Linked DNA regions of Homo sapiens: all the other regions are linked to region 1. Evidence: chromatin contacts called from ENCODE Hi-C or POLR2A ChIA-PET data. All regions are on one chromosome and are shown on one strand. The core of a region is the stretch at or near the end of the contact, and the rest is flanking DNA. Distances in the headings are between cores, read along the strand shown.

Evidence for each region. Hi-C counts contacts between places; a loop is a spot of excess contacts on that map. ChIA-PET counts read pairs that join two places held with the same protein, here RNA polymerase II (POLR2A). Pooled maps may share reads with other maps.
Region 2: a pooled map shows a loop between it and region 1 (4-fold over the local background). The contact joins the promoter of SLC1A4 here to the promoter of LINC00309 in region 1. A Hi-C loop is called at or near these places in 7 of 37 single-sample maps with no recorded cell type and 11 of 50 pooled maps.
Region 3: a map with no recorded cell type shows a loop between it and region 1 (4-fold over the local background). The contact joins the promoter of LINC02576 here to the promoter of LINC00309 in region 1. A Hi-C loop is called at or near these places in 1 of 37 single-sample maps with no recorded cell type and 2 of 50 pooled maps. POLR2A ChIA-PET finds 5 or more read pairs at or near these places in 1 of 52 experiments (activated B cell).
Region 4: a map with no recorded cell type shows a loop between it and region 1 (2.4-fold over the local background). The contact joins the promoter of LINC02245 here to the promoter of LINC00309 in region 1. A Hi-C loop is called at or near these places in 13 of 37 single-sample maps with no recorded cell type and 5 of 50 pooled maps. POLR2A ChIA-PET finds 5 or more read pairs at or near these places in 2 of 52 experiments (GM12878 and OCI-LY7).
Region 5: a loop to region 1 is called in a pooled map, with 4 times the contacts of the local background. The contact joins the enhancer-like site here to the promoter of LINC00309 in region 1. A Hi-C loop is called at or near these places in 2 of 37 single-sample maps with no recorded cell type and 10 of 50 pooled maps. POLR2A ChIA-PET finds 5 or more read pairs at or near these places in 2 of 52 experiments (OCI-LY7 and activated naive CD4-positive, alpha-beta T cell).
Region 6: a pooled map shows a loop between it and region 1 (3-fold over the local background). The contact joins the promoter of CEP68 here to the promoter of LINC00309 in region 1. A Hi-C loop is called at or near these places in 4 of 37 single-sample maps with no recorded cell type and 9 of 50 pooled maps. POLR2A ChIA-PET finds 5 or more read pairs at or near these places in 1 of 52 experiments (activated naive CD4-positive, alpha-beta T cell).
Region 7: a pooled map shows a loop between it and region 1 (2.2-fold over the local background). The contact joins the enhancer-like site here to the promoter of LINC00309 in region 1. A Hi-C loop is called at or near these places in 9 of 37 single-sample maps with no recorded cell type and 4 of 50 pooled maps.

The regions. Positions count from the first base shown.
Region 1 is chr2:64,203,643-64,206,779 of GRCh38, reverse strand. It overlaps LINC00309 (long intergenic non-protein coding RNA 309), which reads left to right and starts at 1,295. Exons shown (of 6, transcript NR_033837.1): 1 at 1,295-3,137. RefSeq lists an enhancer at 2,201-2,530.
Region 2 is chr2:64,987,969-64,991,289 of GRCh38, reverse strand. It overlaps SLC1A4 (solute carrier family 1 member 4), which reads right to left and starts at 1,891. Exons shown (of 8, transcript NM_003038.5): 1 at 1,120-1,891. The coding sequence starts at 1,646. RefSeq lists silencers at 1,492-1,671, 1,882-2,581 and an enhancer at 1,305-1,889.
Region 3 is chr2:65,028,735-65,031,998 of GRCh38, reverse strand. It overlaps LINC02576 (long intergenic non-protein coding RNA 2576), which reads right to left and starts at 1,272. Exons shown (of 3, transcript NR_183398.1): 1 at 1,187-1,272; 2 at 740-1,053. RefSeq lists an enhancer at 59-922.
Region 4 is chr2:64,930,671-64,934,108 of GRCh38, reverse strand. It overlaps LINC02245 (long intergenic non-protein coding RNA 2245), which reads left to right and starts at 1,662. Exons shown (of 3, transcript NR_036586.1): 1 at 1,662-1,764. RefSeq lists enhancers at 848-997, 1,038-1,107, 1,148-1,287.
Region 5 is chr2:64,748,699-64,752,183 of GRCh38, reverse strand. No RefSeq gene overlaps it. Among named protein-coding and RNA genes, the nearest start is that of SERTAD2, 97 kb to the right of the region's middle. RefSeq lists silencers at 462-1,461, 1,793-1,862. Within about 2 kb of position 2,088, at least 36 of the 41 ENCODE cell types and tissues checked have a DNase peak (open chromatin) inside an H3K27ac peak, as active enhancers do; they include OCI-LY7, where a contact is called at or near this core.
Region 6 is chr2:65,055,049-65,058,122 of GRCh38, reverse strand. CEP68 (centrosomal protein 68) reads right to left here and starts at 1,707. Exons shown (of 7, transcript NM_015147.3): 1 at 1,595-1,707. RefSeq lists silencers at 475-554, 565-614, 1,245-1,584, 1,665-1,774 and an enhancer at 1,875-2,114.
Region 7 is chr2:64,913,338-64,916,770 of GRCh38, reverse strand. All of the region lies in intron 1 of LINC02245 (long intergenic non-protein coding RNA 2245), which reads left to right. Among named protein-coding and RNA genes, the nearest start is that of LINC02245, 17 kb to the left of the region's middle. RefSeq lists enhancers at 97-286, 1,200-1,279. Within about 2 kb of position 1,475, at least 6 of the 41 ENCODE cell types and tissues checked have a DNase peak (open chromatin) inside an H3K27ac peak, as active enhancers do.

The DNA.
Region 1 (3,137 bases), core at 46-2,545:
AGCCACCACTAAGAAGATGCCTTGGAAACAGTGAAGATAAGAAAACCATGTCCCCTTTAGCACAAAAGAGGATCGGTGCCCCCTTTTCCAAATACCACTTTTGGTCAAGCCAGGGTCCTCTGGGTCGCGCCACGTTCCTTCCCTGGCCTGGGCATTGTGCTGATTAGAATCTTGCTCTCTTTCTACCACCTGATTATTTGAAATGATAACAGCCTGTATATTTGCAACTTCAAGGCTAGGATATAGTTTCCTAGTGATTAAAAAATAAATAAGATTTACTCCACTCACCCACCCCTGGCCATAATAAAGCTACAGCTATGAATCAGACCCACCAATATTTGAATCTCAACCCCTTGACTTACTAGTTAGGTAGTTTGGGCCATTTTTTGTTTGTTTGTTTGTTTGTTTGTTTTTTCAAGACGGAGTCTCACTCTGTCACCCAGGCTGGAGTGCAGTGGCGTGATCTCGGCTCACTGCAAGCTCCACCTCCCAGGTTCACGCCATTCTCCTGCCTCAGCCTCACGGGTAGCTGGGACTACAGGCGCCCGCCACCACGCCCGGCTAATTTTTTGTATTTTTAGTAGAGACGGGGTTTCACTGTGTTAGCCAGGAAGGTCTCGATCTCCTGACCTCGTGATCCGCCCGCCTCGGCCTCCCAAAGTGCTGGGATTATAGGCGTGAGCCACCGCGCCCGGCCGGTAGGTTTGGGCCATTTTAACCTTCCAGGGCCTTGGTCTTCTCACTGTTTTTGTTTTGTTTTGTTTTAAACGGAATCATTTTGCCTACCTTCATGGGTGAGGATCAAGTTAAGTCAATGCAGGTAAACTATTAGGCAACTAGTCAACTCTCAACATTTGGTGGTTATCAGAGTTCACTATGTGGATGAAGACAATACAGCTAGGAGCCCTCCTAGACAAACCCTGGAGAGGAAGAGCTGCTGCAAAGTGTGCAGGAAGCAGGGGGCACCAATGCAGATTTTGCACCCCCTTTCCTCAGGAACTCCCAGGAACAGCCAGGTCACTCCCCAAGCTGCTTCCAGCACCCCCTCGTGTATGCTGATCACTCCTCCAGTGGAAGTGAAAATATTTAATACTTGGAGAACTTTGCAAAGGTCAACTGTGGCTAATAATCCATCCCCCAAGAACCTCATACCACAAGAACACAGACACACGTGCACACATGCATGCACAGACACTCATCTGGCTTAAGAGCATCAAGAGTCAAGGAGGTAGAGCAATTCCAGAACATTATTTTCTCTAGATGTCAACTTCCACAGAGCAGGGCCAGAGAGATTCTGGGACCTGTCCCCAGGGGAATTATTTCTAATACCCTTGATAAAATGTACAAAGCTAGGGTAGGAAGTAGCAAGGTGACAGCAGTGGTTAGGTGGAAAGTTTCTCTAAGAGAAAGAACTAATGAATTCGTTCAATTGAAGCTTTTTAAATATATTTATTCCTGTCACCTTTCAAGTCAGCAGCTTTTTCCAGGTGACATGGCAAAAGGGCCTGGCAAGTGCACAGGGTTAAGCCAAGGACTATCAATACTGCTCCCTAAAATATTTTCACCTCTGGTTTTGGGGATCTGCTTCTTCTCGGGGTCTCTCCTGCTGCTTTCCTGGTAATAGCACCTAAGAGACCCATGAAACAAATCCCCAGTTCAATACAAATTTATAGCTGAGTAAATATGAGCATAGGCTTTAGGAATCCACAGAATTGGAGCTTTGCTTAATACCAGCCGGGAAAATGTGGTTGTCAGTTAACCTCTCAGAGCCTCTTCGAGGCTTGGTTCGCTCATCTATTAAATGAGTCTGAATAAGCCCTACTCCTCCAGGTTGTTGCTAGCATCAGACGAGAAATGTATGCAAAGCCCCAGTGCCATGGCTGACACACAGGAAACATTCAACAAGTGGTAGTGCATTTTCACTAAGTAAAAGGAGTAATGATTTCTTTAGTGGTTTCTTTTAACACAGGGGTTTCTATCCATCCCAAATAGAGGATAGATATTCTAATAAAACAATCATTTATGTGATTTGTGATTACACCGTACAACTCAAGTTCCTGTGGAATGTTTAGCGTAATCAATCCGAAGCTCTCAGCAAGCTCCCTGGGCCTGATTTTCAAATCCAATGTTACTGTAGCAAAGAACTAAAGGAGGGGAAGAAAAGCACCACTGTATTAAATACACCCTCCTCCCCTTTTTCCTAAAGGCTGTTTGTCCCCTTCTCTTGATAAATCTTCAGTTCCCAGAGAGCAGAGACTCTTGGGAAACAGGAAGTAGCAAAATGCCAGTGAGAAAATCCCCAGATGAAGAGCAGCAACAAGTCTCCGGGCAACAGTGTGGTCAAAAGGGGGAAATTCCCCCATCAGCGCTCAAAAACAGTCCCTCAGGAAAGCTTAGTGAAGGTTAATTTGGGAAATTCCCTCAGAGGCCATAGAACAGAAACGGAAAACTGCTGTTTAAGAGAAATCTGAACGGAGCAAGCCAGTTCGTGGCTGCCTGGGGTGCTCTCTGCGTGAACCGCGCTGCTGCTCCAGCCTGACTTCCCCCTTTTCATCCTGATCCTGAGGGCAACCCCGAAGGGGTCCAGTTGCCAGAGCCACTTGACACCCACCCTGCCCAGGCTCCCAACCCAGGAGAATTAATGCCGCAACACCCAGCCTCTTGAAACGAGCTGCTGCTAAAGCAGATTTGCCTCCCCGTTAGGACCTCCTGTGACCCACCCTCATTCCTGTCCCCATGGTAGACTAGCAAGCCACAGTCATCATACTGTGAGTGTCCCTCACAGTCACTTGCTATAACAAGTCCATCAGGTTTTACTGGGTTTTAATCTAAATGTGACCTTAGGATGACATTTCTTAGTGCTGCTAAGCTCCAAGAGGCAGGGAGGAATCCTCCCCACAAAGAAGAAGAAAAAAAAAATCACATAAACATTGTCCCATGAAAGGCTTAGAATGGAATATCCTCTGATCAGCTGAAGCAGAGAAAGCATATAAACACTGCTGGAAAGGGGGCTGGGTCAGGGGCAAGTACTGGCTCTACAGAGCCCTGATCTCCAGATGCAAGCGAGGCCCAGTTCCCTGCTGCAACCAGCTCTCCGTGAATCATTTCCATTCCCATAAAACTTCTATTTGCTGTTT
Region 2 (3,321 bases), core at 642-3,141, 780 kb before region 1:
GTTGTTTTAAGTGAACAATCTCTCTCTTAAGTGCAGACAGCCATCACATTTTCCAGAAGGAGAAATGGAAACAGTTGGAAAGGCAAGTCACTTTGCCCAGGGTTTGCTGTTTTTCACAACCTCAGCAATGAGGAGCTTTGCCTCAATAACTCAAGACAAAATATATTAATAACTCCAAGGCTCAGAATCCAAAATCATCAGAAATCTGGAGAAGGAGCCAGCTGGACTCCTCACTCAACTGAACCTGGTTAGATCAGTAAATGCCTCCGGGCTGCAGTTTCCCCATTTGTGAACTTTGGGCTAATGGAGAAACCAGGAGAGACCAAGGTTTTGGATAAGTCACAGAAAGGATACTACATCATCTCAAAGGATGAAATGCAACTTCTAAGAATTGCAAAAAGCAGGCAAAACTAAGTGAAGATGCTTCTCTCCCTCCCCTCTAGAACTCACACTTTCGCACAAAGAAAGGCCTTTGAAACACAGCACTCTGCCGTGGTCTTTACTGGGGTGGACAGCAACCTGTCCCAAGCCCCAAGCCCTCAGGAGAGGCATATTTCTGGGCAATATGTCTCACTCAACTAACCCCAGCCCTATTATCCGTGGGTCCACTGATAACTGCAGAAAATTGCCAGCTTCCTTCGCAGCCAAGGACTGTAACAGAGAAGGCCATAGATTGCAAGCCGGATGACCCAAGAGGCAAAACTTAACCAATGCTCCCAGAAGCTTTTAGGCACCATGTGGGAGAAAATGAGGCGAAGCCACTGGGGCGTGGTCGGAACATTTTTACCGGGGAGAGCAGCGCGAGAGTATAAGGAGTAAAGAACAGGCGGGGCGGCTGGCTCTTCCCTAACAAACGCCCACCTAACGGTGGGGACTGGTTCTTGCTCAAAGATGCGGCCCTGCTCTTTCGATTGTGCGGTGCGCCCCAGCTGTTTGCAAAGGTGTGGTCAGCACGCAAAAACTCCAGACGTCATTTTGATATTTTTAAAACGTTAAACGCCACCAGCAGCCAGCTAAGAATTAACTCTTAGGAGTGTATAAGCATATGGGTGTATGAACTGGAGGGCATCCGAGAACTGGCGTCTCCCACTGGGCCCTGGGAGAGGTGGAGAGTGTTACCTGGCCAGGTCGAGGAAAGAGTCCACCGTCTCTTTGGGGACAGGAGGAGGCCCCGAGTCCTCCAGCCCCAGGTCGCTGGACTGAAGGGTCTGCGCACCGGATCCTGGCTTGATGATGAACGCCAAGGCCACGGCGAGCGCCGAGGCACTCAGTGTGGTGAGGCCAAAGTAGGCGACAGCGATGCCGCCCAGACGCCCGAGGCAGCTGGCATCGAGCGAGGCGGCGCCCGACACCAGGCTGCAGACCACCAGCGGCAGGATGATCATGCGCAGCATGCGGAGCAGCATCTCGCCGGGGAAGGCCAGGTAGGTGACCTGCGTGCGGCTCAGGCTGAGCCCGCGCAACGCCGCGCCCAGGCCCGCGCCCGCCAGCACCCCGGACACGGTGAGCAGCACCAGCGCTTGGCGCCGCAGGAAGCCCGCGCAACGCCGTGCGCGTCCCGCCGCGGTCCCCGGAGCTCCGGGCCCGGCCGCAGGCCCCGCCTGAGCGCTGTCAAGGTAGCCGTTGGTCTCGTTGCTCTTCTCCATGGCGCTACACGCCGCTCCGAGCTAGAGGTGGCAGGGGACGTGGGCTCTGGCAAAAGACGGGGTTCCCAATGAATGGGTCGGTCGGCCAGTTGTGCTCCGCAGGTTCTGGGAAGCCGCCCCGGGGGTCTCCGGGCCTGGCGCAGGAGCAGGTGCGAGAAAGGCGAGGAGAGGCGCAGAGTGCGGGTTGGAGCCGCGGGCGGAGAGGATCGCGCCCAGCCTCCCTGGAGCAGCCGCCGGCTGGAGATGATGCAAACGGGAGCCGCGAACGCGGACGCAGACGGGGAAGTAGGAGGGCGCGCCAGCGGCCCCAGCCCGCTCACTTCACGCCCGCCGTCCCGCCCCCTGTGGCGCTGGCCAATCACAGCCCGGGAGCCGCCGCCGGGAGCCGCCGCCGGGAGCCTCTGGTCCCCACCCGTGTCGCGGGTGCCGCAGGGGGCGGCCGGGCGGGAGGCTCCACCCGAGGCCGCGGGGGCGCGGGCGGCGCCGGCCAATCCTGGCGCCAATAGCCGCCTACCCGCCCGGCTAACGGAGGCCGGCTCCGGGCGACCGCGGGGAAGTGCGGGCTGAAGGACCGCCCGGGCTCCTTGGCACCTGCCGGGCCCTCTCCCGCGGCCGGGATCTGAGTCCTCGGGGCCAGAGGGCCCGGGAGAACTTAGAACGCAGCGGCGTTCCTCCTCCTGAGGACTGTGGGAGGGGAGGGAGGGGAGGGGAGAAGAGAGGAGGAGAGGGGAGGATCCCTCTCTCCCGGGTGGCGCTTTCGCCCCGCGCGGCCCGCGCTCCTCTCCAGAGCTCGCCGGCCTCTCCCGCCAGGGGGCCGGGCGCGGTGAGGGGGCCCGGGGCGGTCCTGCCGTCGCGTCCCCTCCTGCGGAAGATCCCTTCTTCCAGGGGTCCTCAGGGGCTTGTGCGGTAAAGCACGCCATGGTGCCCAGCAAGGCCCCGGCCTTGAGACAAAGGACGGACCGGAGGATGGATGAATAAGGGGAGCCTTCGCACGCGCTCATTAGGGCTCTAACGCAGCCATACCGCTAGAGAAAGGGGGCTCGCTGTGCCACCAAACCCGGCGCCCCTGGGCCGCGGAACCGCGCGCACCGGGGCGCTCCTGGGCTTGTGTCCTGGGGCCATCAGGATGGGGCTGGGTCGCCCGCCAGGCAGCTGTCTGCGGTATGGGCGTTTAAGACGCAAAGCTCTTCTAGAAGAAACAGAGCTCTCACGCCACCACTTCCAGTTGGTTTCTGCCACGTAACCAAAGCTGAAACACAAGCCACTGGATTTTAACCTCTTCCGTTCCCAGGCCTGAGCCCTGGCGAGAAAACAGCGCAGACGGCGGTTTGGCCATCCTGAACGGTTCCTTATTGTTCACGTTCTATGGATTTCCTGTTTATTTCATCTTTTATTTGATATCTGCTTTGGCCACGCGAGTTACAAGGGAAACTTCTGCTGAGTCTTTTTACTGTATCACAGTTATTATATTTTTATATTTTTTTATTCTGCTTGTGAATTGTTCTTTAAAGACTTCCGTGGGTGGTCTTTTGTTTTTTCTTTTTCCTTCCTTCCTTCCTTCCTTCCTTCCTTCCTTCCTTCCTTCCTTCCTCCCCCCCTCCCTCCCTCCCTCCCTTCCTTCCTTCTTTCCTTCTTTCCCTTTCTTTCCTTTCTTTCCTCTCTTTCTGGGACAAGG
Region 3 (3,264 bases), core at 23-2,522, 830 kb before region 1:
AGTTTCATAAAATGTATGAGACTACACTTCTTATCACAAATATCGTTACTTCACTTCTTTCACTTAGAGAGAGAGGAAGAGGGGTGGAATAAAAGAACAAAGGCAGTGCAATAAAATACTCAAAATAGCTGTAAGACAAATATTGCTCAACAAAGTTGGTGGCAGCACAGAAACAGACCCACTGGCTGGTAGGCAGCAGCACTATGAGAGGGTTTGATGTATTCGCTCATTCACAAAGCCTGCCTTTGTCATGTAATAGGCACTTAGGGGAATCCAGAGCTTGTCTGGAATAGGGGGATGCGTCCTGCAAACAGAAGCAGTTCCAGACCCTGCAGGTTGGCTAGCCAAAGCCCAGCTAACTCCCATCAGGTGTACCTTCCTGAGCTGCACAGACGGAAAACCACAAACTGCTTTTTCAGACTTCCTTGCAGGTCTGCCAAGCAGAGCACCTGTGTGAAACTCAGAAGCTGCAGCTGGGAAGGTGGGCATGGGCCGTATGGGGTAGAGCTTGCTGGGAGATCTGATTGGGGTAGCTCTGAGGGAGGCTCCACTGCCCGGTTCCTAATGTCACAGGTGTGGGCAAGCACCTGCTGCGGAAACTCAGCACTCTTAACTACATTGTTCCTGGCTATTAGCCACCCACCTGTTTCCCTATCCGTCCCAGAAATTCTGTACATTCTTTAATTCTTCCCTGTAATCAGTGCTTTTCTGCTTTGTTGTCTGTACTTGGAACACTTACCAAGAAATTAACCAAATCAGAGATACTCAGCATGGGCTTGAGGAAGATGTGTTTTGACATCATTTTCTCCAAATCTCTCGAAGTTTGTGACAAGTCTTTTTCTGCTACACTTTCTTCTAGTTCCTGTTCACAGTTTTGACCTCTTCCTCCATTTTCTCTGATGTTTAGCTGATTTTTACCGTCTGTTCCATCATCCAGTTCTCCAAGGTGTTCATTTTGACATCCAGCCTGACACTTCCTTCGCACTTTTGTGGCACCTCTAGCACTGCCACTTGCTTGGTTTTTGACAGCTGGTACCATCAACAAACAAATGCCTTGGGGAAGAAAACATGTCAATTCGCATGGCTTGAAATGCAGGAACAAAACAGAAGTGCACACCGACCCGGAGCTTACAGTACAGCGTGCCATGAGAGCTTGCATTGGCCAAAAGCATGCAAGAATACTCACTGTAGCTGATGCATGTTGTAAAAGTCTGCATGAACTCTGTTCTTCAGTGCTGCAATTTCTGATGTGAACAGCACCATCAGCTTTACACAGAACAATACTCAGTGTGGCATATGTACTTTTATTATGCAAAAGAGCGGATGGCAGGACGTTTGAATATAGGGAAGTTGAAAGTCACCTGGAAATGCTTCATGCAAATAGCACTAACTAGGAAGAGAAGGCACCTGTGCTAAGAAAGGGATGTGAAGCGGCCAGTCCAGGATTTGCAGCCTTGTTTGTGTGTTACTATAGAATCGCCTGGGCTCTTTTAAAAAATATTTATTTATTTATTTATTTATTTATTTATTTAGAGACGGAGTCTCTCTCTTGCCCAGGCTGGAGCGCAGTGGCGCAATCTCAGCTCACTGCAACCTCTGCCTCCAGGGTTCAAGCGATTCTCCTGCCTCAGCCTCCTGAGTAGCTGGGATTACAGGCGAGTGCCACCATGCCTGGCTAATTTTTTTTTTATCTTTAGTAGAGGTGGGGCTTCACTATGTTGGCCAGGCTGGTCTTGAACTCCTGACCTCAGGTGATCCGCCTGCCTCAGCCTCTCAAAGTGCTGGGATTACAGGTGTGAGCCACTGCACACGGCCTGGGCTCTTTTTAAAAATGCCAATATATGGCAAAAAACAAAACAAAAATAAAGAGGAAAGTGGGGAGAAGGCCAGGGAAGTTTGGAGGACCCCAGGATTCCACTCACCTTACTGACCCTAGTGGTGTATTGGCTTTTTTAAGACAAGGTCTCACTGTTTCCTAGGCTGAAGTGCAGCAGCATGAACATGGGTCACTGCAGCCTTAACCTCCTGGGTTCAAATGATCATCCCACCTCAGCCTCCCGAGTAGCTGAGACCACAGGCACGTGCTACCACACCTGGCTAATTTTTAAAATTTTTTTGTAGAGATAGAGTCTCACTATGTTACCCAGGCTAGTCTCGAACGCCTGGGCTCAAGTGATTCTACTGCCTTGGCCTCCCAAAGTGCTGGGATTACAGGAGCGAGCCACCATACCAGGCCACTTTCCCCTTTATAAAAATTTAAAAAGAAAAGAAAATCCCAGTATTCAGGCACAAACCCAAACCAGTTTAATCAGAATCTTTGTGGGTGGAGTGCTGGTGGGTTGGTTTTTTGTTTTTTTTTTTTAGCGTGGATGAATCTAATGAGCCTTCAACATTGAGAACCAGTGGATAGGGCTTCTACTCTGCCCTATTTATCCTTGTGAATGTGGCTTTTCTTCCTCTTTCCACAGGCATTGTCTGAGGCTTTCAAATAAGTAACCTCGTGGGTTTTTGTAGTAAGTAGCATTTGTGGCTGGAGGCCAGCTTCCCATTCAAAGACTGTCTCTTCTTAAAGAATTCTTGATTCTTGGCCAGGCTTGGTGGCTCACACCTGTAATCCCAGCACTTTGGGAGGCCAAGGCGGGCGTATCATGAGGTCCGGAGTTTGAGACCAGCCTGGCCAATATGGTGAAACCTCTTCTCTACTAAAAATAGAAAAATTAGCTGGGTGTGGTGGCACACGCCTGTTGTTACAGCTACTCAGGAGGCTGAGGCAAAAGAATTGCTTGAACCTGGGAGGCGGAGGTTGCAGTGAGCCGAGATCGAGCCACTCCACTCCATCCTGGGCAACAGAGCGAGACTCCATCTCAAAAAAAAAAAAAAAAAAAAAAAGAATTCTTGATTCTTAATGGAACCACAGGTAGTCAGCAAGATGAAAAATGGAAATGATGATTCTGTAATTGTCCATGTTACAACAACCAGAGTATGAATTGCATTGCAGTTTTTTTGTTTGTTTTTTGTTTTTGAGACATTGTATTGCAAGACACCAATAGAGGCACTTACAGAGTCTCGCTCTATTGCCCAGGCTGGAGTGCAATGGTGTGATCTCAGCTCACTGCAACCTCTGCCTCCTGGGTTCAAGCAATTCTCCTGTCTCAGCCTCCTGAGTAGCTGGGACTACAGGCGTGCGCCACCACACCTGGCTAATTTTTGTAGAGATGGGGTTTCACCATGTTGGTCAGGCTGGCCTTGAACTCCTGACCTCAG
Region 4 (3,438 bases), core at 413-2,912, 730 kb before region 1:
CTGCTGCCTGGAGAGGCAGGGCTCCCCTACAACATCCAGCCTGCTCTCCTGGTTGACCAGCACTCCCTGGGAAAGGTTAGTGGCATACACACAGCCCTGGGCAGCAAAGTAGAGACTGAATTGAAACAGATACTAACTAAAATAAGACCTGCCCATTATTGTATCGATCTGTGCTTTTCAGCTTTTTAAAAACAATTTCTTCTTCAGATCGACATACAAGTCTCAAAGGTCATCCCTGACCCAAGGTTCTGATACATGAAGAAGCATCTCTCTTGTCTGTGTGTCCCCACTTGCCATGAGTATTTTTTTTTTTTTTGAGATGGAGTCTTGCTCTGTCACCAGGCTGGAGTGCAGTGGTGCGATCTCGGCTCACTGCAATCTCTGCCTCTCAGGTTCAAGCGATTCCCCTGCCTCAGCCTCTCGAGTAGCTGGGACTATAGGCGTGTGCCACCACACCCAGCTAATTTTTGTATTTTTAGTAGAGTCAGGGTTTCACCATGTTGGCCAGGATGATCTCACTCTCTTGACCTCGTGATCCACCCATCTTGGCCTCCCAAAGGGCTGGGATTATAGGCATGAGCCACTGCAACCAGCCAAGAGTATTTTATTGAATTTTACTTTCTATACTTTTGTCAGAAAATAAAAATTTCCAAATATAAAATTGTTATTATTTATAATTATTAATTATATTAAAATTGAATCTTCCTTTTAAAAACACTCATGTTCCTGTGAACCAGCAAGTACATCACTCCCTTGGGCTAGAGCCCCCAGTTGAGACTCGATGAACTCCAGCAGAGACTCTGACGAAGGAGTGACACAGTGTGTTGGGTCAGAGAGAAATGTGAAGCCCAGCAAACATATGTTCAAATCCAGATGCCACCATTCGGTGAACATGCACCCCGAGCAACTTTCCAGGGCTTACTTTCTTTGTCTATAAAATGGGAACAACAGGTACAGTACCATCTAGTCCATGGGGGTCACCAGAAGAAACTAGAAGATGTAACACACAAGGAACATTTAGAAGCAAGCATGTAACAAACACTCAGCAAATGGCGACTACATTATAACTTGTCCAGCCAAATAGATATGACCAGTGGTAACACGGAACTGAGAATTTTCACAATGTACTATTTTTACATCTTAATTTCTTTGGGCTTCTCTGCTTCCTCTTTTTAAAAAAGCTTACCACCCACTTGTTATTCTGGAGGGGGATGAACATAGATAAAAAGAGAGTTTAAGAACTCTTCATGGAAAGATAGCCAAACCACTAAAATACTATTTCAACAGAGGAGGTCACAGAATGGTGGAATGGTAGATCTGTAGGACTAAAGGAGACCTCAGATTTGTCACTCTTATCTGACTCATGAAACTGAGACCCAGAGAGGTGAAAGGGTGTGCTCGGTCCGGTAGCTGTGTTGCAGACTATGTGAATGGCACCTCTTGGTGTCATGCAATGCATAACAACCACCTGTGCAGCCTCATGGCCCTGCACAACCTCCTGACCACAGCGATGGAATAAAGTGGTCCAGTCAGGGGCATTTTCAGCCTCTGGGGATGTTGATATAGTAACTCCTCCTCTTTTCCCATACCCTGAAAAAATGCAGCCCAAGAAGCTGCCGATGCTCTTACAGCTGTGAGGGGAGGGGCTGCCCGAGGAGAGAGGTAACCTAGAGTTGAGAGATGGAGGAAGAGATACAGAATCTGGATGGCTATGCTCTGATCCTGTAATCCGACTATGCCTGAATGTGGATCTACCTTCCAAAGGTAGGGTGCTTTTCGTTTGTTTGAGCCATCTGGTGTCAGATGTTCTGTCACTTACTACCTTGTTATAATTAATAGAGGAGCTCAAAGAGCTATAAATATCTAAGGAGGAAGAGTTCAGGTTGCAAAGCCTTCCTAGACAAGGTTGCTTCAAAGGAAGGTCTGAAAGGAAGAATGGGAGGCAGGCAGGCTGCAAAGGGAGAGAAAATTCAGGGAAGGAGAAGACCAGGAACAGAGGCCTGAGATATGAGAGCCTGGTACTATGGACTGGATGCTTGTGGCTCCCCCCTTCCCCCTAATCGACTTGTTGAAGCCCAGTCCCCATTGTGATGGCATTAGGTGGTGTGGCCTCTGGAAAGTAATTAGGCCATGAGGGTGAATCCCTCATGAATGGGATTAGTGTCTTCATGAAAAGACAGGAGAGAGCTTGCTTTCTATCCTCTCTGCCATGTGAGGACACAACGAGAGAATGGTCATCTGCAAACGAGGAAGAGGTCCCTTACCAGAGCCGACCATGCTGGCGCCCTGATCTGACTTCCCGGCCTCTAGAACAGTGAGAAATAAATCTCTGTTGTCTAAGCCACCCAGTATATAGTCATTTATAACAGCACAGAGTGACTGAGACACCTGGGGTGGGGGTGTTTGGGGAATCATATTTAATTAAGCCTATTTGGTTAGAGTGTTGGATATCCAAAGCAGGTAACGGGGGTTAGGATTAAAGATGTAGGTTCCTACCAGTCTGTGAGTTTGTTCTTTTGTATTTTGGATAATAATTCAGCAAGAGAGGAGGGATGAGAATGAAAGGAGAGAACTGGTTGCGAGACTATTGGTAATTTTTGAAGTATGAGAGTCCATGGCTTCTAAGGTGACCAACTGTTCTGATTTGCCCGGGACTGAGGAATTTCCCAGGATGTGGGACTTTCAGTGCTAAAACTGAACAGTTCCATGCAAATGGGGATGATTGAACACCCTGAAACATCACCCAAACCATAAAGGAAGATATTGATAGATTTCATTCCATAAAAAATAACATGTGAATGAAAAAACAGAAAATAGTCTGAATGCATCTAAACTGTTTTTCTCTAGAAAAAAATTAAAATAAATGACTATCTCTTTGGGACTCAAGCCATTTAGTGACATTGCCCTTCATTTCCTGATTGCCAGTATCCAACCTCCTTGTGCCTGAACCCCATCAGTACTAGGAGCCCTGTCGCCTATGAATTCCCAAGTTCCTACATCTCACTTTAGCCAAAATCATCCATGTTTGCAGCACTCTCTTGCCTGTCATGGCCCTCCAACCTCCTGGAGCCCTCTGACTCCTCCATTGTTGCTCTTTCTTTCTTCTGTCTTCCTTCTCTAGCTAGTCAAGATCACCTAATCAGTCACTTCAAATAACTTGGTCGATATCATACCCTGTGGTCCTCTGCACTTGGCAAAATTCTGGACTCCAGATCAATTCCACGATCTATTCACCTTCTGCACAAAGGATGTGGAAAAACCGCAGATGAATTCTCAACTGCAGACCAATGCTTCTTTATATTCTTCTCTCCCACTTCCCACACAACTTTGAGCCCCTGCTCTACCACTGAACTAGCTGTGTGATTTGGGGCAAGTTGCTTCATCTCTCTGGGTCACTGTTTTCTCACCCAAAAAGTGAGATGTTGTAAGGAATAACTG
Region 5 (3,485 bases), core at 839-3,338, 540 kb before region 1:
TAAGGTCTGTAAAATGATTGCTGGACAGTAGCCAAGAAACTGTGAAAAGCCATAACTCCTGGGAATCAGCAGGGAGGAGAAGATCTAGTAGTGGGTGCTGCGGAGCACCGACGTCAGGGTTCAAGGTGAGCCAGTGGGAGGAAGATCCGTGCGGGAGGGAGGGTTGGAGGAAGCTGAGGTATCGACATGCATTTACAGCTTCGCTCATACCAGGTTAAGAAGTGCCTTTTCCAGAAACTCAGTAAAGCAACAGGACGTATTCAGGAGCTGTTTCGACCTGCCCACACCCTACCCTGACTTTCCCAGAAAACAGGCAAGCAAGCAAGGGGCAAATGTCACGGCCAAGCCTCCCGCCTACGGCTTCCAGCCTCCTCAGATCCCAGCACACAGCCCCGCCGGACTTCCCCCGGAGCGGTCTCCAAGAGTGGGCACTGCGTGATCTGATTCACTCCAAATCTGGCTGTCCCCCGGGAGTGGGGTTTGGCCGTAGGGGCTCCCCGGCAGCGCCAGGCAGAGTCTGAGCAGCAGCCGCCGCCTGCACGCAGAGTTAGGAGCCAGCCTCCGCCGCCGCCTCCTCCTGCCGGATCAGAGTAGGCAGCACAGCCAGTCCCCATCGCTGTCACGCAGCCAGCAGCGGGCCGCCGCCCCCCCGCGCAGCCCCGGCCCTCACACTGTTATTTGCGTGACTGACCCGAGCCGCGCGGGAGGGGAGGGCTGGCCCGGAGAGGAGCTGGTGGAGAGGAGGAGGCCGGGCCCGCCCGCTCCTTCCCCTCTGGCCGGCTGCGGAAGCCCTCTCCTCCCCATTGGCCACACGCTCGCGTCCATCACTCCCGCGAGGCGCTCGGATTGGCAGAAGGCGCACTTCTGGAGCGAGGAGGGCCGAGTGACTCCGCGGGTCTCCGGCGCCTCCTCCTTCCCTCCACCCCACACTTGAACGTCCACCCACCTCTCCCCACCCCCCACTCCACTGCCCCCGCCCCGCTCGCGGCAGTGTCCTTAGAAGACTCATTGGGCCAGGGGTGCAGCCAGCCGCTTAACGAGCCGCGCCGCCATAGGTCGAGGCCCACGCCCGTCGGAACGATGGGCCTCACCATTGGGTAGCTCCGCTCCGCTCCGCCCCCTCAGCTCCTCACCCTCTCGTCGCCGCCTCCTAGCTCACCTCTTTCTCGGCCCCCTTACCCCGCCCGTCCCCGCCGCATCACCCCTGTCCAGCTGGGCGGGGATTGCTGTACGACTCTGTAAAGTCTGTGAGTCACTGCACAACCCATCAATCCAATTAAATGTCTTGAGCGAGCCGAGCAGGCGGTGCTGCCGCCCGCCGCCGCTCGCCCCGCCGCGGCCGCCCCTGCTCCTGCTTGCAGCGCCCCTCTGATCCATGGCTGTCTGTCTGTACTTGTTACGGTGTAACATCCTCCTCCTCCTTCTCCTCCTCCTCCTCGGGAGCCGCTGCAACTTCCCCTCAGCCAGCCTCCTCCTCTGCCTGGGGACTGCAAAGGCATGGGATAGACCCAGAGCCGCTTCCCTCTGTCTCCCCTCCAGCCCTCGCTCAATTTTCCCCCCTTTAAATTAAAGTCTGTTCCTCGCTCCTCGTCGTTTTAGAGATTTATTGGTTGGTCTATTATTTCCCCTGATTTTATTTTCCCTCTCTGGGGCAGAGATCGTAGGGGCCGGTGGGTTTATTTTAGGGAGGGGGCGCTCCATCACCCCACCCCTCCGTTTCTCCTTCTCCCTTTTCGGCCGTGACTTGATTTCCCCGCTCCTCTGCGCTCCCACCCCTCGAACTCACCGTCCTGTACTCGAGTGACGCACAGACACCCCCCGCCCACAGCCCAGACGCCCCCTCCCTCGCTGCCACCCCGACCCGTCTCGGAGCTGGACTGGGTGCCGACTTCTTCGCAGAAGGGTGAGTGCTGTGCTGGGTTGGGTGAGGAGGATCTGAAAAAATGTGGTGGCCGGTCCACTGTTGGGGAGGGCAGGGATCAGGTTGTGGGCTGCAGGTTCCCGGTCCGGCGTGGATTTAAGGTGGCGACTCCCTCCTTTCCTCCCTCCCTCGCTCCCGCTTCCTCCGCCCCTCAGCTCCTTATTCACCAGCCTTGCTGTATATCTAGGTATTGCCAGACTTCCACCATCGGGGCATTATAACGCTTATAAAACATTTGGTAATGGCATGCTTTCTGTCTTTAGGATGCTTAGAGAGCAGTGATAGCCACCAATGTGATCTGATAGATTCTATCACCTGCAAAAAGTGTAAAAGGGACGATGGGTACGTTTTCTTCTAATTCAAAGTTAAACTTTTATTCAATAAAGGCAAGGCAGAAAGGTATTTTTAATTTTAATGCGTGGCGATAGGGCAGCGATAAAGCAGAGAAAGACAGATTGTCTAGTGGCATTGCTTAGTGTTTTTATTTGAAAATAGTTTTATGGGTTCCCTATTGAAAAAATATCAAGTCCGTATCAAAGGTTATGAAGTCTTTGAACCTGTTGGGGGAAAGCAAGGTAAGATGGAAATCCAGCTTGACACTTCATCTTTAGCTCACCTCTGTTACAGGGAGGCATTACAACACAGAGTTTTAAATTTCTCAGTCACTGGACACAATGGAGCATGTTAAGGATATGAGAGAAATATGGATTATTTCTCTTTTGATATCCATCTTTTGTGTACTTCATTGCTTGTTCAGCAATGTCATACTACAGAATTTTGTAAAATTTTGATTTGGTTTCTTGGTTGTCCATAGCTCAGAAGTACAAATACCTGTCTATATATGCTTTATGAGGATGTTGCCATATGCATCTTTCATATTTTGTTTGAAATAAAAGTAAAAATTATGAGAAATAGTTGCTCAGAGTTGGCTTCTGAGGTTGCTTTTTAGAATTCAGCTGTTTTAAAATGGTATTACTCTTTTTGAGTCAAGTTCTGGGCTAGTTGTCCACAAGATTCAAATGAGGCCAAACCAAACATGTTTTGAAACATTAAAGTACAGGAAAGGCCTCTTAATAGTTCATTCTCTCCTTCTCTTTCAGAGTAACCAGAATAAGTTGTTACTAAATTTAATTTTAAAGAATAGACTGTTCCTGTACCGAAATCTGCCAAGTTGCTACAGAAATATTTCTTTTTAAAGAGCAGAAATGTGTTTATGATCAGCCCAAAGTAGTAAAGATGAAAAGTGACTTAAATGTAAATGCTGTCTTAAAGAAATGCTTGTCATAAGCCCCAAAACCTTCCAGAGTGTTTCAGGAAGACTTACACAAAACCTTTTTGAATTGTTTAGTAAATTTTATCATGTGACCTTTTTTATGAGTGTAAGACTGAATTATTGAAAGACCTCATAGCACAAGGGAGCCATGCTGCCAGAGTTTGAATCTTACCACCATCCCTCACTGGCTGTGTGACCTTGGGGGACGTTTCTAACCTGGCTTTTGTGGGTTTTGTCCTGTAGATGGAAAGAATGACTTCTCAAGGGGTTGTTGTAAGGTTGCATGAGAGT
Region 6 (3,074 bases), core at 458-2,957, 850 kb before region 1:
TTTTTCTCCTAACGACTGCTAACAGCTAACAGCTACTGATCATTTTCTTTGTGCCAGGAACTATATTAGGCACTATACATCAATATCTTATTTAATCCTAATAACTCACCACACAGGTACTACTATTATTCCCATTTTTAAGGATGAGGAAACCAAGGCACGGAGAAGTTAAATAACTTAATGACACGCCTGTAATCCCAGCACTCTGGGAGGCAGAGGCAGGAGGATTGCTTGAGCCCAGGAGTTCAAGACCAGCCTGGACAACATGGCAAGACCCCCATCACCATTAAAAAAAAAATTAATCAGAGTTAGTAACATGGCAGAGCTAAAGCCTGTTTGACTTAGAGAGCCTGAGCTTAGCTGCCTTCCTAACCTGTAAGAATAACTCGCTCAAGAAGTTAAATAAATGTTTCTGTTGTGTCACCTTTAGACTACCACGCTGATTTTGTTTCCTTTTGGCTTCCTTCCATCATTGAGTGCCTTTTATGTTCCAAGCATTGTGCTAGGGGCTGGGGAAACCACAATACAGTGTGATGAGTAAAAACAGAGGCTGCAGAAGGTAGCCCAAAAAAGGGAGGAGTTATCAGTCGCAGGGTGGGGAAGTGCTTTAAAAAGCTTTGCGCAAAAGAGGTTAAACTGAATTCCTTGGGTTTTTTGTTGTTGTTGTTTTCTAAGTGGGCCAGAATTGACTCAACAGAGGGTGGGAAAGGGGAATGGAGGGAACAAAGTAAAAAGTGGTGACTTCTAGATCTTTCAACTAAACCCAAGGCAAACTGACCCAACAACCTTTGTTACACACTTTAACACAACACTCTTCATACCCTAGATCTGAGAACTGTTAGATTATTTACAAACGCTACCTCCCTTCGTGGTCCTGATGAATTCCCAGTGAGGTCCAATCTGCCCTGGCAGGCTTCCGCTCATTTTTGTTACAAACAATACACTAAACCCAACCTACTAATCATCAAGGGCCTGGAACAGGTTTTGGACATTCGTCCCCAGGCTGCTGAGAACTGTTCTAGTGATGACAGTTAGAAAGGGTAGCCCTCCGAGGCAAAAAAAATGAGACATCTTGATTTTTTCTCTCCGCATCTGGGCGCGGCGATAAGAAGACATCACTGGTCTCCATCTTTCCAGGGGGAAAGGCCCGAGCTGCATTAGCCCCGACTGGGGAGCTGGGTAAACAGCCCACGCCCGGGAGAGGCCTGAGGGAAAGTGACCTCCCCCGGGGCCCAGGCCGACCAGCGGCGCAGCTGCTCGGCCGCCAGATGCGCGGACTCGCGCACTCCCTCGCCGCGCCCGGGCATTCCCAAGCCCAGCCGCCCGCCTCGGCCCCGACCCCTCGGCCGCCACAGCACACGCCGTTCCGCTCGCAAGATGGAGGCGAAGGCACGAGGCGCCCCCGCCCCCCAGGGAGCCTTTGTGCCCTTGCCGGCGGGGACGCGAGGCCAGACGGCCCGCACCGCAAGGGCCCCGCAGGCACCGAAGAGACGCGGGGGAGGGGGCCGGGCGCGCGCGCGGATCTAGCCCGGGCCACCGCCCCCAGCGCCGCGGCACCCCCGACACCAGCACCCGCACGCGGGACACTGCCTACCTACCGCACCGCGAACGCTTCGCACGTCCGGAGCGGTCTCAGCAGCCCCATGCGCTGGCCCCGAGCTGGCGGACCCTGACTGCAACTGCGGCCCTCCAACCGCAGCCCAAAACGCGCAGGGCAGGACCGAGCGCCAACCACGCCCTTCGGCCGCGCTGACCACGCCCTTCTTCCCGCCCCTTCTCCCTCCGCGGGAGGGCTTTCGGCAATTTCGCGCAGCGAATCGCAGCTCTAAGTCCGCGGCTCCACCAATACGTGGACGCTCCTGCAAGATGAGCCCGCCCCCTACTTCGTCCTGGCCTATGGGAAGCCGGGACTTCTTCAGCGGCTGTCCTCCCTCGCTTTTGGAGCTCCGACCTCAGCTTCGCCTGCGAGCTGGGTTGTGTAAAGGCTGGTCATTTTGGGGCGCTTAGGGGTGGGTGCCGGGGGGCGCGCTTTCCCTCGTGAAGGTCGCTCCAGGAGTCATGCGTACATTCGTTCATTTTGCTCTGGACGCACTGATGTTCCCGGCTCGCCGCCGTGCCGCAGTCACGAGGCTCTCCGAACGCCTTTCACTGTGTTTCTGTTTACATTCGCGTCTGCAAGACCCGGCGGCGCGACCGAGGCCCGAACAGGTGCTGCGAGGCGGGGCGGGGAGCCAGTGCTGAGGGGAGCTCCCCAGGCCGGGTGGTTGAAGACAGCTTCTGGGGGGAGGTGGAGCTCTGGCTCGTGGAGAATGGGAAGGGTGTGGAAAATGAACTGGTAGCTACTTAGCCACTCTGAGCAGCCTGCTCTGATGGGAAATCGGTGATGGAGTCGGAGGGAAGTGGGAGGCAGCTTGTGGGAGGCCAGGGTGCTCACTCTCTCCCCTGCCAGCATGGGACCTAGTAACTTTCATACATCTCTATCTATCTATCTATTTTGCAAAGATGGGGTCTTGCTGTGTTGCCCAGGCTGGGCTTGAACTCCTGGACTCAGACGATCCTCCCGCCTCGGCCTCCCAAAGTGCTGGAATTACAGGTGTGAGCCACTGCATCCCATCCCCTAGGAGCTTAATGACACTGCCCTTTAGCTTTTACTGCTTAGCAGAATCCGGAGGCATAGAGGAACTACCACCAGGGTGGCGTGGGGAAGAGGCCCTCCCTTCTGATGATTTTCTCTCAGCAGCACTTTCAGCAATCTGGCTTCAACTGAATATCTCCCCAGTTCATAAAACAGGCGTCTGTAAATGTCAACCCCAGCTGGGTGCAGGGTACAAATTTTTTCCTACAGAGCTCTTGAGTCCCAGGTAGTTTAGGAGACAAGGACTTGTTTGGTTTTCCCAGACCTGTCAGGACAGCTCAGAGGTTTTGTCTAACCCAGGGGCCACAAACTTTGGACAACAGCAGCAGCTAGCCCACAGATGGTTTTATTTGGGCATCGCATAGCTTTTCTTTGTTTGTTTGCTTTTGTTTTTTAATAAGAATTTGAATCCCACCACCACCACTGGTCCATTAAGTAA
Region 7 (3,433 bases), core at 226-2,725, 710 kb before region 1:
AGGTGATCAGCCTGCCTTGGCCTCCCAAAGTGCTGGGATTACAGGCGTGAGCCACTGTGCCCAGTCTGAGCCCAGTCTACATTTCTAAGGGCTCCTAGGTAATGTGGTGCTGCTGGTTCGTGGACCACACTTGGAGAGGTGAGGCCCTAGAGCAGCTGTCCAGTAGAACTTTCTGTGATGGTGGAAGTGCTCTAACTCTGCGCTGTGTCATACATCGCCACTGGCTGCAGGTGCTATGGAGCACCTGAAACATGGCTACTGCAACAGAGAAATACATTTTAATTTTAGTTCATTTAAATTAATTTGAATTTAGCCACATGCACATAGTGGCCTCCATACTGGATAGTGCAACATCCATCATGAGTGGGGGCTCAGGCTTGTCATTCAAGAGCCAAAATACCATGGTAGGTTAAAGCAAGACTATATAGGGTAACAAATTTTTGGAGTCATTAGAGATAGTATATTCAACACTGCTGTTTTACATATAAGGAAACTGGCCAGAGAGGCAAAGTGACTTGTTGCAGAGCCACAGAGCTGTTCCTGGCAGAGGGAAGGCTTCAGGTTCAAGGACAGCATTCTCCCTACCATGCCACATTTTGTTCTAGGCCCACTGACCTTCAAAAGAAAAATGTACATTTCCAATTTTGGGAAATCCAAGCTGGGTGTGGTGACATGTGCCTGTAGTTCCAGGTGCCCAAAAAGCTGAGCTGGGAGGATCATTTGAGCCTGGGAGGTTGAGGCTGCAATGAGCCGTGATTGCACCACTGCACTCCAGCTTGGGCGACAGAAGGAGACCTTGTCTCTAAAAAAAAATAATAATAAAAAAAAATAAAAGAAAGAAAATCCTCTATAAACAAAATGTAGCTGTTGGTAATAGTCAAATGCTATTTATTACTTTATACAACGTTTGAGGCAGTTAACCAGGTTTAAATGTTATCCAATTTCCTGAGGGAATTAACTGATTTTTGGCTACATTTGCAAGACCTGCATCACACGAAAAGAATCATCCCTTTTTATGGGATGTTTTGCAACACGAAGTTCTCTGGCAAAACCAAATTAAGACCAACCCCTGTTCAGGCCTCCCTGGTGTGTAGCTGGTGTCTTACCACATGGACTTCAGTGGGTACAGGTGTGCAAAGCAGTGATGGTACTCAGACAGACAACTGAACAGGTTGTTCTGTATCACACTGGAATGAAGGATTTACTTGATCTTTGAAAACATTTTTTTTCTGGTTGTAAGGCAATATATGTACATTATATAGAACTTGAAAATTGCGGGGAAAATACTGTGTTAGTTATTTGTTGTTGTGTAACAGGTTATCTCCAAAACCCAGCAGCTTAAAATATCAAACATCTGTTATCTCACTATCACTGAGAGCAGCTCAGCCAGGTGGTTCTTTTCTTCCTCTTTTATGGTCTCGTCTGAAATATGCTGGGTAGTTCTGACTCAGGGAGTCTCAAGAGGTTGCAGTCCAGATGTTGTCAGGGCTATTCTCATGTGAAGCCTTGGCAGGTTGCAGGATCTGCTGCTTTTTCAGCGTTGTGATCATAGCTCACTGCTGCCTTGAACTCCTGGGCTCAAGTAATTCTCTAGCCTCAGCCTCCCAACTAGCTGGGACTACAGATGGATTGCATCAGTGGCCTGCTAGGGTCTGGTTCTAAGCTCACTCATGTGGCTGTTGGCAGGAGGCCATGGCTGGGCCCCTCTATAGTGCTTCTCAGGACAAAATTTCCCTTAAGAATAAATGATGTGAGAGAAAGAGCAAGAGAGACAGTGTCCAAGATGGAAACTACAGCCCTTTATATAGCCTCAGTGGGGAGTGACGAACCTTCACTTCTGCTGTATTCTATAGGTCACCCAAACTCGCCCTGTTACAGAGTGGGAGAGGGCCACACAAAGGTCATGAGTACCAGAGGTGGGGTCGAAAATAAAACTCACCTGCAACCTCACTCTCCATAAACAATCACCGTGACATTATGAGGTGATTCCATATACATCTATTTACATGTACAGATTTTTTTCTGACTCTTACTTCATATGTTATTGTCCATATTTCCCCTCTATCTCCCTTTTCAGATGGAAATCCAGCTTTATTTAACCTCCTTTCCCTGAGGAAGAGGTACATTCAATGTTTATTATTATTATTATTACTTTGAGACAAAGACTTGCTCTGTCGCCCAGGCTGGAGTGCAGTGGTGTGATCTCGGCTCACTGCAACCTCCGCCTCCCGGGTTTAAGCAATTTTCGTGCTTCAGCCTCCTGAGTAGCTGGGACTATGAGCACGCATCACCACACCCGGCTAATTTTTGAAATTTTTTTTTTTTTTTTAGTAGAGACGGGGTTTCACCAGGTTGTCCAGGCTGGTTTCTGGTTTCCATGTTGCTGGTATCCCCTTATTCGATTATTTCAGCAAGGCTGATGTACTTCTTCCTCTTGAAAAACTTAAACTCATTCAAGAGTATGTGTTCTGAGGGGCAGGTGGGAGAGAAGGAAGAAGGCAGAAAGGAGAGGTGAGAATGGGGGGTGGGTGGTGTGGCAAGACTTCCGGGGTGACGCTGCAGAGGGTGCCTCTGAGGAATCGAGTCTCCGGGCCCACCAAGATTGATTCGTGTACCCCAGCCAGATGGGGGGCTTCCACGGACTGTGTGGAGTGGAAGAAGGCTGTATCCATGGACTCAAAAATCACAGGAGAATGCCAGTGTTTTGCAGCTATGGACGAGAGACCCCAGCACAACCATGGCAGTGGGAAACCCTAAAAATAACTGGGGACAAATTTTTATCAGGATGAATGAGAGCTCAGAGGCAGGACTAAGTTGATTAAAAGGAAATAAAGGAATCAAATATGTCTTGCCCATATAGTTTGTGGACTTATTCATACCTGCTACACACACACACACACACACACACACACACACACACACAACATTCTTTTCAAACTGTCATTTGTAGTCTTATTTTTGTATCTACCTTTTTTTCACTTCGTTTATGTAATGGACATGATGTAATGTCATTATCTGTACTTCCCAACCGTGTCCACAAAGTATTTTGTCATTTAGATTGCCACACATCACAATACGTCTGGCTTCACCTTCTGGGAGCAAGAAGCCAGGTTGCATTCCTTTTACTACCTAGAGATCCCACGCCCTGTGAACATCTCTGGAGAAACCTTCTCTTCCCTCCCAGGGAGCCCTTGGCCTTCATACTCCTAAGTCCTCATCCCCAGATACCTGCTCAGCCCAGCAGGCCAGCCAGTGCTGGGAACTCTCACCTGGGGGCCGGAGAATAGGGACACTGCTCCTCCCTCAGGAGTCTGGGGCTTCCTGGCTGCCACCAGGTGTCACCAGCAGCTTGGCAGGTGGGTGCATTTCCTGTCCCCAGCCACAGCAGAGACTCAGGCTCTTTCCTTCACCCTAGAATGGAGCTATTGGTTAC